Linked DNA regions of Homo sapiens: region 2 is linked to region 1. The links are chromatin loops, found by intact Hi-C in ENCODE. Cell type or tissue: HCT116. All regions are shown on one strand.

What was found. Peaks named below come from ENCODE experiments on the same cell type or tissue, not always from the same donor. Only the 100,000 strongest peaks of a DNase experiment are listed, where the experiment ranks them.
Region 2: a loop joins it to region 1, with 10 times the contacts of the local background. A loop is called at or near these places in 44 of 110 quality-filtered maps.

The regions. Positions count from the first base shown.
Region 1 is chr11:16,783,674-16,791,673 of GRCh38, forward strand. PLEKHA7 (pleckstrin homology domain containing A7) reads right to left here. Exons shown (of 27, transcript NM_001329630.2): 20 at 7,338-7,526; 21 at 7,125-7,242; 22 at 6,102-6,205; 23 at 5,423-5,623; 24 at 2,556-2,714; 25 at 27-160. Among named protein-coding and RNA genes, the nearest start is that of C11orf58, 49 kb to the left of the region's middle. RefSeq lists enhancers at 6,872-7,372, 7,373-7,873. In HCT116, CTCF peaks have their summits at 2,017 (motif pointing right), 4,869 (motif pointing right) and 5,073; DNase peaks (open chromatin) are centred at 2,038, 4,588 and 4,818; H3K4me3 peaks cover 262 bases; H3K27ac peaks cover 1,929 bases.
Region 2 is chr11:16,878,592-16,886,591 of GRCh38, forward strand. The region is part of intron 3 of PLEKHA7 (pleckstrin homology domain containing A7); the gene reads right to left. Among named protein-coding and RNA genes, the nearest start is that of SNORD147, 43 kb to the right of the region's middle. In HCT116, CTCF peaks have their summits at 2,980 and 4,807 (motif pointing left); DNase peaks (open chromatin) are centred at 2,971 and 4,770.

The DNA.
Region 1 (8,000 bases):
CAACACTTGAGCAAGCGAGGGCTGACCTTGACCGGGCGAGGATGTTGCGGATCTTCTCGGCTTTGCGGTACCGCGCCTGCAGCTCCTCAAGGCTGGGTGGCTCTTCGGGATCTAGCTCCACGTAGCGCTCAGGGATTGACACCTTCTCTGGTTTGGACAGCTGGGGAGAGGCCAGGAGGTGGCAGAGGGAGAGGCTCAGATGTCTGGGTTTAGGACTCGCTTTCCCCACCTCTGTCCCCTCCCACCATGGGAAGCAAGCAGAGTCCACAGAGACTAAGTAACTTGCTAAGATCACAAAATTAGTCAGTTGTGGAATCCAGGTTTGAACCTGAGTCCGACTCCAAAGCTCATGTTCCTTCCACTCCACCAGCCAACCTCCTACAGGCTGGGGGAAGGGAAGGGCGAAATAACTAGACTACAAGCTCTCAGGATAAAAAATGATCATCCTTAATGCCACCGTCAAGGCCCTAAGTGATCTGACCCCTGATGACCTCTCCAGCCACTGATCAACCAGTCCCTCCAGTTCCCCGCCCACAGTGGGGCCTCTGTTCTGTCTGGGAAGCTCTTCCTTTTGTTCCCTTGACTCTCATCTTTTCAACCTCACTTTGAGGATCCTTCTCTGATCCCCTCCACCCCCTCACTTTCCATTCACCATTGTCTCCCTCTGTCTAATGCAGGGACTTAGTACTTAGTAGCCCTCCAACTAATTCTCCCTGAATGGATGGATAATGGATAAATGGATGATTGACAGGTGGGTGAATGAAAGGATGTGATGGTGCTTTCTGTCCCTAAAAAAGCTCTTCTGATCTAGACAGGAGGCAGCTATGCTGAATCTACTGCTGGCCAGAGGAAAATGGCCCCAAATTTCACCTCACCAGCATCTCCCGTGGACCTAGTGGCAAACTCGGCTTGGTGAAACCTTGCTTGGACTAAGAACACGAAAGGAAGCTTCTGCATGCTCCAGGAACTTTTTCCTCCCTGAATTACAAAAGCACACTAAAATGGGGTGGGTTGAAGCTCCTAAAAACAAGCTTAATCCAATCCCAGGGCAAATCAGGTCATGGATTTAAACCCACACGCAGCCCTTTCACTCTGTTGGAGATGGCAAGAAATAAGCTCTTCTCTGTTACTCCAATGAGGACAGATTTAGAGGAAGGAAGCAGATTACATTGTAGCAGGAGGAATTTAGGTTAGAGATAAGGAAGAACTTTTTCCCTGGGCTGGCAGGCAATCAGGACACTACAGAACACACTTCCCCTGCCAAGGCAGCATGTTGGGGCTTCTTTTGTGAATCTGAGAACGCACAGACCTTTGGCTGTTTCAGATGGCAAAGGAACAAGGTCTTGGGGCAGGGGACCAGCCTTGTTAACTCCTAGAGCCCCAGCAGACCCCAAAACTCAACAACTGTACAGGCATCTATCTTATCCACACACTGTTCCTTTGTTCCCAAAGACCAGAGGAACCCCTAACATACTGAGTCAGGTAGATACCATTGGCAAATCAGCTTGTGAATGGGCCTGGCACCACCTCTTAAGACAGCAGGAAGGCTCTGGAAGACACAGGTCCTCCTCAGTTCTCACTCTCCTATCACACAGACCTGGGGGAAAGTTTTATTGAGGTCTCGCCTCGATCCATCCTTCATGTGGTGAGAACATTTCCTCTTGTGCAGTTTCCAGGCAGGCCAAGTCCTTGTACAAATGCTTTTGGTACATTTATGGGTCACTGTGTGATTCATTCAACACAGTCAAAGATGCAGCAAAGATGTACCACGTACCCACTGTGTGCCAGGCCCTGTGCCAGGGACTAGGGATACAAAGGTGAACCAAGCAGCCATAGACGCTGCCCTGAAGAGCTTAGGAATAGCATCGACATAGGCCACAGGAGACAATCTACGTCTTGAAGACACTGAGTGTGTCATCCCGAGTTCCCTTTCTCTCCCCTTGGGTAGAGACATTTCCTGATGGGTAGAGATCCAGGAGTTACTTGCTCTCCTGGGCCTGCCCTGTCATGATGCATGTGAGCCACCAGAGGGCACCAGAAGAATTCAGACCAGAACTCTGCACTGTCTCCTAGCTTCTACCATGGCTGGAAATTTCGCCTGTGATTTTCAAACCTGCCCCCCATTTTCCCCTAGTCAGACTGCCCAAGTTGGCCTCACCAGCCAGTTGAAAAGCCAACCCCTGGTGTTGCAGGGAACATTTCCTAACAATAACAACTGCTGCTCACGTGCCTACTATGTGGCTTTGATCGCTAAACCTCCCAAGAACATGTGCAGTTACTTAATCCTCTTCACAACCCACTTCACTGTTGAGGAAACTGAAGCACAGAGAAGCTAAAATTGCAATTTGCCCTAAATTACAGAGAGTTTTGAACCTTCATCGAAACATCTGGCCTCCTTTCATTGCCTTAAGCTGCTATCCATCCATCCTCCTAGGCCACACTGAAGCTGAGCCATGTCCCTGTTCAGGATGATACCCCACAGTGGGAAGGTGGATCAGGCTGGGAACTTGAAGGCCATGTCTCCTGGAGGACATGAAGGAAGTGCCTGCCCTCACCTCTCTGCTGATGTCCAAGTCATAGTCTTGAGGCTCCAGGTCCAACTCAGTGACAGGCATGGCCTGCACTTTCAACCAGCCATTCTCCTCCTTGTCCTTTTTTTCCCCTTGCACGACCCGTTCCAGCAACTGCAGGTCAAAGTCCTGCTCACGCTTCCACTGGCAACAGAACAAGAGGTTAAACGTAGTCGCTTCCTGATTGCTGAAAGAGCCCGGCTGGTCACCTTTTTCCATGGGGTCCTTTGGAAGATGAACCTGTGATCCCCTTAGGGAAAAGCTGTATGTGCAATAGAGAATGAAGCTGCTGTCCCCTTCATATGGGCTGTTCCAGACTGCTAAGTGCTCTCTGATCTGGGTTCCCAGAGGTTTCAAACATACACCCTTGGGGCACAGGTCTAAGACTCATGACTTCAGGCTCACAGTGGTCCCCAGGGAAATAGAAGGCTCCCAGAGAGGGTGACCTCCAAACAACTTGGGACAGAGTTCTAGAGAAGGGATTTGTCCCTTCCACTCTCTACAGCTGGTTCAGGAGACATACGTCCCAGGCTCAGAATTAATGGAAAAACACGCCCTTCAAGGCCCTGCTAAGCAAGAAGAATAACCAAGGATCTTTCTATTGGGAATTTTCAACAAGATAACATTCGTAGGTGGGGGATCTCGCACTTACAGTAGGGCTGGGGAGGTACAAGCAAAAGCAGCTTGGAGCCAATGAGGCAGAAAAACTGCTGTATGAGACCCATCTATTTGAGATAGATGTTTTCTTTAAATTAGAAAAAAAAACTAAATCATATAAAATTGAAATGCTAAATCAAATGGAATGTTTCTAAGGCTGTTTCACAGTATCAACTTTGTAACAAGCTTCCCAAGAGGGAAAATCTAACCGATAAGATCCAACCATGACTGTCCAGCTCCGTGGTGACTTCCTGTTGACCCAGGACCTGCATCCTCACAGGCCTTTGACCGCTGAGCAGGTTGTTGAGAACAGAGCAGGCTCAAAGCCTCTCTTCCCCTGAGCAAAACCAAAGCAGATGCTTATCTATCCCAGGCCATCTTCTCTCTCCCATCCATCCACCTCAAAGCCCCAAATGGTCCTGATTGTCTTTGATGCCTCAAGTCCCTCCAGAACCCCAAACCCAGAGCCATATTCGCACATTTCACCCATTCATGCACAAGCTCTCAATGACTCCAAATCAATGTAATCACTCTTAGGTGATGGTTTCCAACTATTGTTGGAAAGGATTAGGCAACTGAAGTTCCAAAGATGAAAAAATCAATTTAATGATTCACAAAGAAAACACTCATTTCCTTACACGCTCACAAATGCTCCAAATAGAGACAAGTCCTCATTTAAACCCAGCCTGATTGTTTCCACAAACAGGAAAAGTTCACTAGACTCTATAAGGTATCCTGGGGAAGAACCACGCCAATCCATTATTATTAAGCAACATGTTTATTGGCGTTGATGCAGAGACTTACACAAGTCTTCTTTTTTAAGAGAAAAATTACAAGGTATTCAAGTTACGATTTTTAGATAATCTCTACATTTGAGACATCAAATTATAAAAGGTCAGTGTTACCCCATATGACATTTGTTTTAAAAGTTTAAAGGTTACCAGGTTTGCAGCTTTTAAAGATATGAATGTCCTGGGCCTTACCCCTTTGGTGTCTGAGCTAGCAGCTGCAGAGAGGCCCTCTGAATACACAGTATATTTTGCTATCCCTTCAAGTTATTAAATACCAGAAACACAAAAGGTTTTCCATAAGAAATTGTGTGATTGGACTACAGGAATTAAAACCGAACAACCTCAGTCTTGGGAGAATGTATTCAAACGTGCAATCTCTGAAGTCCCTGTCTACTGTCCAGGTGTAAAGCATGGATTTTTATAAATTAATAATGCCCAGACCTCTGCCAATGACTGTGGCGTCAGGCAGCAGGTTGGCTCAGGCTTGTGGGGTGGCTTTTGGGACAAGTGAATTATGAGTCAGTAGGCCTGCATGAAGAGGGCAGCAGAAAGGTGAGTCACATCTGGGAACACTCAACAGGCTATGGAGACAAGAACCGCTATTACAAGCCCGGTAATAAGTAGCACAGGCCAGTTAGAGCATGTTCAATGCAAATCAGAAGCTTCTGTAAACACAATCAGGCAGGATTAGAGAGGCAATGAGCGGTAACACTAAAAGCAAAGGAGCTTGTGCAATGAATTAGGGAAAGAACAATCAGGCTAGAGGTTTAGGGAAACATGGGATTTCAAACAACAGGGAAAAGTCAAATGGAATGTTTCCAAAGGGACCTAAGGTGACTGTGGACAGGGCGCAGCGCCAGGAAGCGCCACCAGGGGGCAGCACAGGCCTCCCCAGCAATCCCAGACACCCTGAGGCCTCTGCACTGCAAGCCCAGGGAGACCAGTGGCCCTTGGGGCAGGGGTGTGACCCCGTGCTCCATCACCCTCACACAGCATCTGCTGGCAGGTCTGGGAGGCTGATCAGTTTGCTTGTGCTTCTAACCAAATCATGTCACCATCTTCCTCCTCTCCTCTCTGAACCCTGTATTCCCAGGTCCTGAATTCAGCCGAGATTCCGAACGCCTGCAAAGGCCCCTCTCCATCGCGGCTGGGAGGACTGACTGGGTATTTCCTCAGGCTCCTGGGCCTGTTTGATCCTCACTCCAGCTCTGGTTCAGGTCACCCTCTGACCAGGCATTCGTCCAGCCTGGGTCGTGGACAAACAGCCCCGTGGGGTGTTCTCTGAACCATGTAGGTCAATGGACAGCTCTCTCACTGGGAGGTGTGATGTGCTTGTGTTTGGGGGACTCTGAGGGGCACTCGGCTCCCTGTCCCTGCCCCGCTGCCTGGCCCCTCCTAACATACTGAGCCAAGATCTCCAGGGAGCGGCCGGCTGAGGTAGCGAGATGAGGGCAGGCCCGTCCTCTCCCCTTGGCCCAGTGTCCTCTTGCGCTCTCGGACCAGGGCCTTCTGGTGTCGCTTCATGCGCTCCAGCTGCTCCTCTGCACTCATCTTGCCTCGCTGGTGATCCCCTGAGTACAGGCGCTCCAAGGCACTCTTAGGTCTCTGAGGAAGAGGAGGCAGGCAAGAGAGACACAGAACAGCTGGGCTGGGCACGCAGAGGACAGCCACCCTGCTGGCTGCATTCCCGTTGTCTCTCTCTCACACACATGCACACTCTAGTTGGGCTCCTCTTGGCCTTAGAGAACTATTTCCTCTAAGCAACACGATGCCCCCAACCCTCAGGAGCTTTCTGAGTAGCACCCATTCTGCAGATGCAGACACTTAGGCTCAGGCCTGTCCAGTGAGGCCAGAACCCAGGGTGCAGGCTTCTTGAGCTCCCTCCTGCCACCCTGACAGGCCAGAGAGAAAGGCAGGATGCCCTCCTTGGTGGACAGTGGGTGACAGGGAGCTCAGGAGGGGCTGAGGCCACCCCAGAGGCCATCCCCAGGGCTGAAGGGATGGCCAGTTACTGTCCCCCTGGGAGACCCTCCCTCCCCATGTGAAGGAGCAGGGAGGTCCTCGACAGCTCAAGGCCACTCACAGGGAAGGTCGCCTTGCTGCTTTCGGCATTGAGACCCCTCCGGAGTGTGACGTAGGGAGCAATGGTGGACGACTGCTGGAGCCTTGACGTGGACCCTGAGAGCCCTTAGTGAGGAAAGAGAAGTGCAAGCATGTTTGTGCTGGGGTGGATGGGTCCCTGCTTCTCCCTCATCACACATTCTTGCAGGAGTACCAAGAGCACCCAGTCAATGACCCACCCTTATTTCTCTTCTTCCTCCCCAGGGCATGGAGGAGCAAGGTCCCCAATAGAGGATGGGGGCCAGCCCAGGGGTGACCTTTGTCCCTGATGGGGGGCAGTGTCCCTGCAGATCTGTGGACCACCCCAGGCTTCCCTTACATGCAGATGACTGGGCTGCCTGGCAGGTAGAAAGGCTGGCGGGGCAGGAATGCCTTTCACCCCCTGATCCATTCTTAGGCACCCTGCACAACCCAACTTGGGGTGAGGAGGACAGTGAGAAGGACACTCAACTGGCAAGAAAGCATTTAAGGAAAGGGCTCACTGAGTCTTAGAGTGGCACTCTGGAAGGTCTGAGATGGCCAAGGTGGTGGCAGCCACCCAGCACTCCGGCCTACAGGGTGCAGTGACTCTGGAGCCAGAGCACTGGGATTGTCTTCCGGTTCCACCAATGACCAGCTAATTGGCAAGTTATTTAATTTCTCTGGGCCTTAGTTTCTGTGTCTCTAAAATGGGGATGACAGTACTTTCCTCATAGGATTGTTGTGAATATCATGTCTATATAAAGTGCTTAAACAGTGCCAGGCTTTCTAGTAACTGCTATTATCATTGTTCCTGGGGACAGATGTAACAAAAGAGGAAGAGAATCAGGATGTGGGCCAGAGGAAGACAGGCCAGGTCCTCCCTCTTGGCATCCCAGACCCCCCTGACAGCTGCTGCTCACTCCTAGGCCTAGAGCTGCAGGCAGAAGGGTACGAGGCACCAGCTGAAGGCTGGAAGCAGTGTGGTGGGATTCCCAGAGAAACTCCAGGGAGGGCCCTGCCTTACCTCTGCCTGGCAGCGTCTGGTACCTGCTCTCAGGGCCCACAAGTCCTAGGGAGGGCTGGGCCATGTCCCCGCTGAGGGTCGCCAGCTCAGGCTCACTGACATACGACCGCAGCTCCACCTGTGGGCAGAGTCCCAGGTGATGTGACCTGCCAGTGTCACACCCCTTTACCTCTCCCCACATGTAGAGTGGCAGCCCCAGGGTCCCCCGCTCACCCTGGAATCCCCATTCACACACTGCCCCAGCTCCCGGTCTCGCTTCCTCTCGTCTGACTGCCGCTTGAGGCCCCGCACAGATGTGTGCCGGATGATGGTGGCCTCTCTTGGCAGAGGCGGCACAGCCGGGGGCTGGTCCTCTGGGCTGTAGAGTTCGGGGAGTGGGGGCCTGGGAGGTGCTTCATCTTCCTGCTGAGAAAGAGAACCAGACCAGTGGTCAGCGAGACGGAGCTGGAGGGAGGACTGCTAGGTACTGCCACAGTGGAGGTTTAAAGGGTAGGAACAGGCCACATCAGAGCCACAGAACATGACTGCCTCAGCCAAGGAGCACTCACACTTCCCCTGGCGGAGCAGTGAAGAAGGGACATGCTCTGCTCCTCTATCCCCTCAGAGGTATACAGTTTCTATTCCTCCAAGTGTTACCTGTATAACTGTGTCCTGAAACCCAGGACTCAGGTCTCCTGGGTCCATGCCCTCGGTGCTGTGCTGAACTGCTCCCTCCGCTCATCTGGAGTGCACATCGCAGGCAGGCTGCTAACCCTGCCCTGACTTCCATGCTTATCACAGCACCACCTACCTGGAGAGTAACATCTACCCACTCAGCAGTGCTCAGCCTGAGCCGGCTCATTGGCCCTACACGAGCTCTGGCGCCTTCAGCAAGGT
Region 2 (8,000 bases), 95 kb after region 1:
ATGCTCTTTCCTCCGGATATTTGAGATGGAGTCTCACTCTTTCACCCAGGCTGGAGTGCAGTGGCACAATCGCAGCTCACTGCAACTTCCGCCTCCCAGGTTCAAGGCGATTCTCCCTCTTCCACTTCACAAAGAGCTGGGATTACAGGCATGCACCACCACGCCCAGCTAATTTTGCCTCTAAATGAACTAGCTAGCCCTACAGAAATCTGGACTCAAGTAACAGAGACAAGAACCTAATGGTCATCAGCCATCAGAAGGCAGTTGGCTTCTATTCTTACTGCCAGTGCAAGGATGAGACACCAACATGCCAAGAACACTTCATCCTTGGCTCTCCTGAACTGTGTTACAATATAATTTGGAGAAATTAGCCCTCCCCTACAACTTCCTCAACTCCCCTGTAAAGGAGGGTTAATACACCCCACTGAGAAAATCAAAGAAAGGAATGCAAACACCTGATAGGAAATTACTGCGTGATTAAAAACACACAGAAGGATAATATAAACATCACCTGTATCTCCTTTGCGTGAACTGGGAGAGTGTTTTGGCATGAAACCTACAATTTGGTGACTGATTATATCCTCGCTAGTATTGCTCTCTGCTTATTTCATGTGTGTTTGTTCTCCTCCCTGTCCCCTCCCTTCAAGTAAGATCCAAGGGTTGGGAGGAGTCATTCCTTACTCCTTACTTATCTCCTACAGCAAAGAAGAATATTCATGGAGTAGGCACTTGAACCCCTTTACTTCAAAACAGCCTGAGCACAGACACATCACCTTCAGGGAGAGGCTGTGCAGAACCGATGTCATTTTCTGATTTCAGCAGCACCATGCATCACAGAGCCCTCAAAGATACGGGGAGGCAGAAGGCCACAGGCTCTGAAGACTCCACCAGCCCTGGAGAGCATAGAGCAGGGCAACTCTAGACCTTCCCCATTCCCATACCGTCCACATCTGGCACACACTCCATACCAATGTGGGCAGCGACATGGAAACCCTGTCCAACTCCAGACCCCCCACCTGAGGGGCAGTTAGTAACCGTGTTCAGTGTCCAAATGTGCCAAAGGGAACAGAGCCTGGCACAGGCAGAGCTGGGCATGAGGGAGTCACAAAATTAACTGAGCAAACTTAAAGCCCTCACAACTTGCAAAGAGGGAAGTCCGTCTTTTCCAAGCTCTAGATTTAACAGTCTTCTGGCATGATTTGCAAACCTCTACATTTCATTAGGTTCTCTTAAGTTCTCCAGAGTTCTGCAGATCCACTCAATGGCCAATTCATTTTGCAAAGTACTCTTCTGACTGAGTCACCAACACCGCAAGACTGTCTGGCCCCTGAGTTCCCACATGGAGCCCCATGACTTGGGGTTGCTACTTGGTGAATAGAAAGTTTTAATTTTGATTTCACAGGATCCCAGCAGCCATGAGAACATTAAAGCCAAGATTCTGATAGAATGAGCAAATCAAACTCAGAGAGCCCTTTCCTAATTTTCTTTTTTAAGGAAGTTGGCAGAGGGGCAATGTGACAGGAGCTGAGTACCAGCTTTGTCACTACCAGCTAGCTCTACAGCCCAGGCAACTACTCAACCTCCCTGGGCCTCAGTTTCCTCATCTGTAAAATGGGGGGTGCAGGTAGGTTCTCCATCTAGAAAGGCCACACAGGCCTGCAGGAAGCCCAGGCAGATCAGAGCCACACAAACTGGAATTCAAATCCCAGCTCTGCCACACACTGGTAGTGCATGACCTTGAGCGAGTTAGTGGCTTTTCTGAGTTTATCTGTAAAGAAAAGATTAATTCCGACTCTGCATTGTTGTTATAAAGAACACTGATAACATCCCAGCCCACAGTAGACACTTCAACCTTCAGTGCCTGCTATATTTATCTTCTGCTAACTCTAAAACTGCACTCCAATAGAGTTGTTTTGCCTTTTTCCACATTGCAGACTCCAGCATGTTCAGCCTGCTCTAGGACAGAGGCTCAAGAACACGCTTTCTTTTCTTCCCTTTGAGTTAAGGCACAGCACCCAGCCTCCTGTTTAAATTTCTATTTAAAGAACTCACCTGGCAGGCAAAGTGGTTTAAGATCAAGAGGCACCTTCCACCAGCCACACTTCCATCCCCGACAGGTTCAGAAACTGCGGCCCGAGAAAAGCCGCATTCTATAGAAGTTTTCAAACCTGTCCTGTGAAACATTTTTAATCTTAGAACACCCAGTTTTATGCTTCCATTTAGTACACTTAAATAAGTCAGTTTCCCCAACTGTAAAATGAGAAGGCTGGAGCAGGAGATGTTTCCAGGATGTTCCCTCCAGCTGTAGCATTTTAAGATGCTGCGGTTCATCTCAGACTGTCATCCACAGAGCTACAGACTGAAATGTAACAACACTACACACAACTGCAAACACAGAGACAGAGGCAGACCAGTTGTCCTCCCCAACCTCACTTGCCAACAAAATACTCTGTAATAACATCAGGGAGGTGTAGTTAATGATACTTATGTCTTATTTATGCCCAATTACATTGGATGGTGGTTGTTTTTATTTAACTGTAGGTGCTCCCAACCATCGAAAACTCCCTTTCTCTCAGTCATTACTTGACTTTCATGAATCAGAATATACCACAGCAAACTGAATCCCTATGAAACCAGTACAGGACTAACCTGCTTTCTTGTTCTTACCGGAAAAGGCAGGGGACACACTCACCCTCCCTTTGGGCTCCACGTTCGGATAGTGTCTTCCCCAGCTGCACCACCTTATTAAATCTTAGGTTCAGGTCAGACAGGGAGGGAGACTCCCAGCCTGCCTGCTGTCTCTCAATTTCGGTTCTTGAGCAGCTGCCTCCCAAGGTGTTACAAATCCAGCAGCCACTTGTTCCTGCTCATTCATTCTCGTTCCTCTCCACCCCCCACACAAAATCTGGCAACCAGGCAGGAACACAGTTCCAGCTCTGAGTCACTGCCCCACTGTGGCCAAGGGGAGCAGTGGCTAGAGGTAATCAACCAGGCAAGCACTTCATGTCTCTAGAATCCAATTCTTCCGTTCTTTGAGACCGTGGGGTTGGCTGCCCCTCTAGAACCAGGACATAAAGAAACACCCCTATCTACAGCTCTGGAGTCAGAACAAATTGCTCATTCAGGTTTGCCCTACCATGCTGAGCTGAAATCAGCCCCAAAACAGAGCCTATCTTTGGTGAAGAAACAATGGCTCCTTATCAATATTTCATACCAGTCAGGGCAGGGAAAGGTTTGAGTGGTTACAGGTCAGCAAACCCACTCCCCCTGGTAACAATGATTCTTTCCTCAATGCTTGGGATGGCTAAGGTTCTCTCAGCACCGATTTAACCATGTGGCACTCACTCCCAGAACAGGTCTGAAAACGAGAAGGGCAGAGGGGTTAAAAAGAGAAACCAGGCACCAAAGTGAAAGATCAACACTGTGGCTCTTTTCATTGCAAGCTACGTAGTTCTACAAGTCACAGTGCAGGTGACACTTGAATATGAGCTCCATGGGGCAGAGACTAGTGTTTTCACAGCTATGTTCCAGGGCTTAGCATAGTGCCTGGCACATAGTAGGTATTCCACAAATATTTGAATGAAAAAAATACAAGGGGTTTTGTCCTGAGTCCACTTAGGATGACTGTATTACTAAAACTCGTATCCATCTTTTCCCTTTTAGAAACCTCCATATCCTTCATAACTCCTAATACTACCTGTAGTGAATGTTCCATAAATCTTTAAATGTGGAGATGATTTACTGTTAAACCAAAGAAGCTCAAGCTTTAGGGCCCCTCACTTTCACAAGCCTCCTCCAGGCCCCAGGAAGAGCCCTACCAATGTGTTTACATGCTTTCTGCAATTTTATGTATTTTTAAAGAAAGCTCCCCAAACTATCATATTAAACACCAAGCCCTACAAAATACCGAATTGCCATAGCAGAATGAATGAATGACTCACAAGCCATGCTGGCATATTATCCTAACAAGGGCATTTGCTTGGACAGAACTGTTTTGGTCACAGAAGAGGTATACCCTAGCCTACAGACACAGCCTAATTAATCACAAGTCCATCACTAAAAAGACTGGATTAGGTTTAAGAGCACAAACCCCACACATTCAACACTTATTAAAGCCCAACTATTTGCTTAGCCCTCTGAGTGCTTTGGAGAAAAATAATGATTAGATCATAATCACCCCCACAGAATAGTAGCTTATAATCCAATAGAATAGACTGATATGGTCATAAGTACATATAAATATATATTTCATATGTATATACACATATTCACACACACACATACACACACACACACAGAGTTCAGAGTGGGTGTCGTCATAGAAAAGCAAAGCAGACCTACTTGCTATGTATCAACCTAAAAGGCATAACACCCTAGAAGGTAAATTATATTATCTTCATTTCACAAAAGAGGAAACTGAGGCCCAAAGGAGTCAAGGGCCGTTCTAAGATCATATAACAAGCAAGTGGCAAGGTCAAAATCCAAGTCCAGATCTGCCTAACTCCAAAGTGTGGGCTTGTTTCTAGTGGCTACATGTCAGTCAATGGCTAGTTGCTGTATAGAACCTCCAAAATGTCTTGGGAGATACACTGGCTTTGGAGGTAGAGAAACCACATCGGGCACCAGCAGAAGTTGGCAAGCTTCGAAGACTCACACTCTTAAGAGTGGAGGAACAGGAAATGCGAGGAGCTTATTCATCAGTTATATAGAAATAATCCTTGTTCACCAGGAAACACCCTAGCAGGAATTAGTGACAGCTATCTTGGGAGCCAGCAGGGGCCACATGAGAGGCTGCCACCCTGTGGCTTTGTCTCCAAATTTCCTCATCCTTGTTACCAGTTTAAGCATGCTGGAGCACTGCTCTTGTTCCATTATCTCCTGCCCAAACACCCTCCATGGCTCCTCATGTTAAAGCCTCTTTATCTCTCACTGCTTCCTGATACTCTTGGCTTCTGTCAACTTTAACTGCCCACCAGTCCCCAAGTCATCCTTTCTTTTCTACCTCTGGGCTTTGGCTCCTTCTGTCCTTTTCCCTAAGGATTTCTGCCCAATCTTCAAGGCTCCTTCTCTTCCAAGTAGCCCTTCCTAATCATGCCAGACCACTCTAATTTCCTCCTTCCTCAACATTCTTAGCACTGAAGGCTTACACTCTTCAGTATTAATATATAGCAACACTCCCCAATTGTAACATAGAGGAATTATACTTCCCAACAGCTCTTTTCATTTTACTTTTCAAAAATTATTTAAGTACTGCATGCTACAGAAGGGTATGAACTAAAAAGCAGTTCCTTTTCCTGCCTCCAATTCAGTGTCAATCCCAGGGGCAACTACCTTTATCAGTTTCTTGTATATCCTTTTCGGGTTTTGCACTTACAAAATTTTTATGAACTTAAAATTTTATATATATATCTTTTTAGAAAAAAATTCACAAATAGAATAAAATTGTACATATCATTCTATAACTTGCTTTTTACTTTACATATATATCTTGGACTCCTCCATATCCATACACAAGGATGAACATAAACAGCCCCCTCCACACACAGGTTTCCCTAGGACTCCCACACCACTCCAGTCCTTTGAGAGATGATCCACAGGCCCATCCCATATGCCAACCTATCCCAATATGCATCAGAGACTTCAAATTCATGACCTGAAAACCAATTTGTCCCCCAAACTAGTTTTATTTGAGCTACTCAGATTGTAAAAAATCAGCCAAAGTTTAAAAACAGAAAAATTTCATATAAAATTTCAGCTTAGGCTGGGCACAGTGGCTCATGCCTATAATCCCAACACTTTGGGAGGCCAAGGCAGGCAGATCACCTGAGGTCAGGAGTTTGAGACCAGCCTGGCCAACATGGTGAAACCCTGTTTCTACTAAAAATACAAAAAAATTAGCCAGGTGTGGTGGTGGGCACCTGTAATTCCAGCTACTCAGGAGGCTGAGCCAGGAGAATTGTTTGAACCCAGGAGGCGGAGGTTGCAGTGAGCCGAGATTGCATCACTGCACTCCAGCCTGGACAACAGAGTGAGACTATGTTTAAAAAAAGAAAAGAAAAGAAAAGAAAAAGAAAAAGAAATTGAACTTATGTTAGAAAACAAAAAAAAACAAAAACTGTCGCAACTCTGGGCCCCAAGGAGAGGCAGAATGACCTTTTTATTTCCATGCAGTCCTCAACACTCCCTGCTGCTTCCCAGTGTTGAGGGTGAACACCTAGTGTTATTTATCATCACATCTAACATTTCTAATTTTTTTACAGTAAAGAAATTTCTGTAAATATAAACAGAGTGTTATAAGTACTTCAAAAACAAATTCAAGAGCATAAACACCACAGGCTGCCTTTTTGTTATCTGCTAAGCCTCTGTAGACGTCTGAGTTTGTAACTCCTACTTTGTACCAACATCACTGATTCCAGAGAAGACCTTCTTTTCATGAAGAAGATCTGTTTTAAGAAATAAAGATTTCTTGCTGGCCATGGTAGCTCATGCCTGTAATCCCAATACTTTGGGAGGCCATGGCAGGTGGATCATTTGAGGTCAGGAGTTCAAGACCAGCCTGGCCAACATAGTGAAACCCTGAATACAAAAATTATCCAGGTGTGGTGGCACATGCCTGTAATCTCAGCTACTCAGGAGGCTGAGGAAGGAGACTCACTTGAAATCAGGTGGCAGAGGTTGCAGCGAGCCAAGATCAAGCCACTGCACTCCAGCCTGGGCGACAGAGTGAGACTCCATCTCAAAAAAAAAAAAAAAATTCATATGTAAAAGTAAAAACTAAAGCAAGATGCCAGGTGTGGTGGCTCATGCCTCTAATCCCAGCACTTTGGGAGGCTGAGGTGGGCGGATCACTTGAGGTCAGGAATTTGAGACTAGCCTGGCCAAAACAGTGAAACCTCATCTCTACTAAAAAAAATATATATATATTAGCTGGGAGTGGTGGCGGAGCCTGTAATCCCAGCTGTTCGGGAGACTGAGGCAGGAGGAAAAAAAAGAACTAAAGGAAGATGACAAAAATTGGCCCAGAATTTTCCCTGTCACAAAAATCTTAAAAAAAAAAAATTATTCCAACAGTGGACTCACTCTTAACCTTCTCTAACTGAGCTTTTGAAAGGTAAACCCCGGCCAGGCACAGTGGCTCACATCTGTAATCCCAGCACTTTGGGAGGCCGAGGCGGGCGGATCACTTGAGGTCAGGAGTTCGAGACCAGCCTGGCCAGCATGGTAAAACCCCATCTCTACTAAAAATACAAAAAAAATTAGCCAGGTGTGGTGGCGCATGCCTGTAGTCCCAGCCACCAAGGAGGCTTAGGCAAGAGAATGGCTTGAAACCAGGAGGCAGAGGTTGCAGTGAGCTGAGATCGCGCCACTGCACCACTCCAGCCTGGCAACAGAGCAAGACTCCATCGGAAAAAAAAAAAAAAGAAAGAAAGAAAAGGTAAACCCCAAACCAGCCAACAGACTGTTTCTTCCACAGAGTGAAAAATCCAGAAAGATACCACCACCAATTCTATCCCTATAGAACCCAAAGGAAGAGTGGTACCAGTGGATGCAGCCCTAATGGCCACCCAAAGAGGCCACTGGCAGTAGGCAGAGACTCCTGGAAAAGAAAAGCATCTAACCAGATGCCACCTGGAACAAGATCACAGACCTCTCCCAACTTGAAAAATATAGTCTACTGTGGTGTTTATAGCACAGGCCCTGGAGTTCAGCTCTCCACAGTTGTCCACATCATAGATAAGGAAACTGCTCCAGAAAGCAACTGCAAAAAGTTGCCACCATTTAAAAAAAATAATTGATTCAGCTAGGTATTCAAAAGAAATCTTAAAAGGCACACAATTGCTGGGCGCAGTGGCTCATGCCTGTAATCCCAGCACTTTGGGAGGCTGAGGCAAGTGGATCACCTGAGGTCAGGAGTTCAAGACCAGCCTGGCCAACATGGTGAAACCCCATCTCTACTAAAAATACAAAAATTAGCAGGGCATGGTAGCAGGCACCTGTAA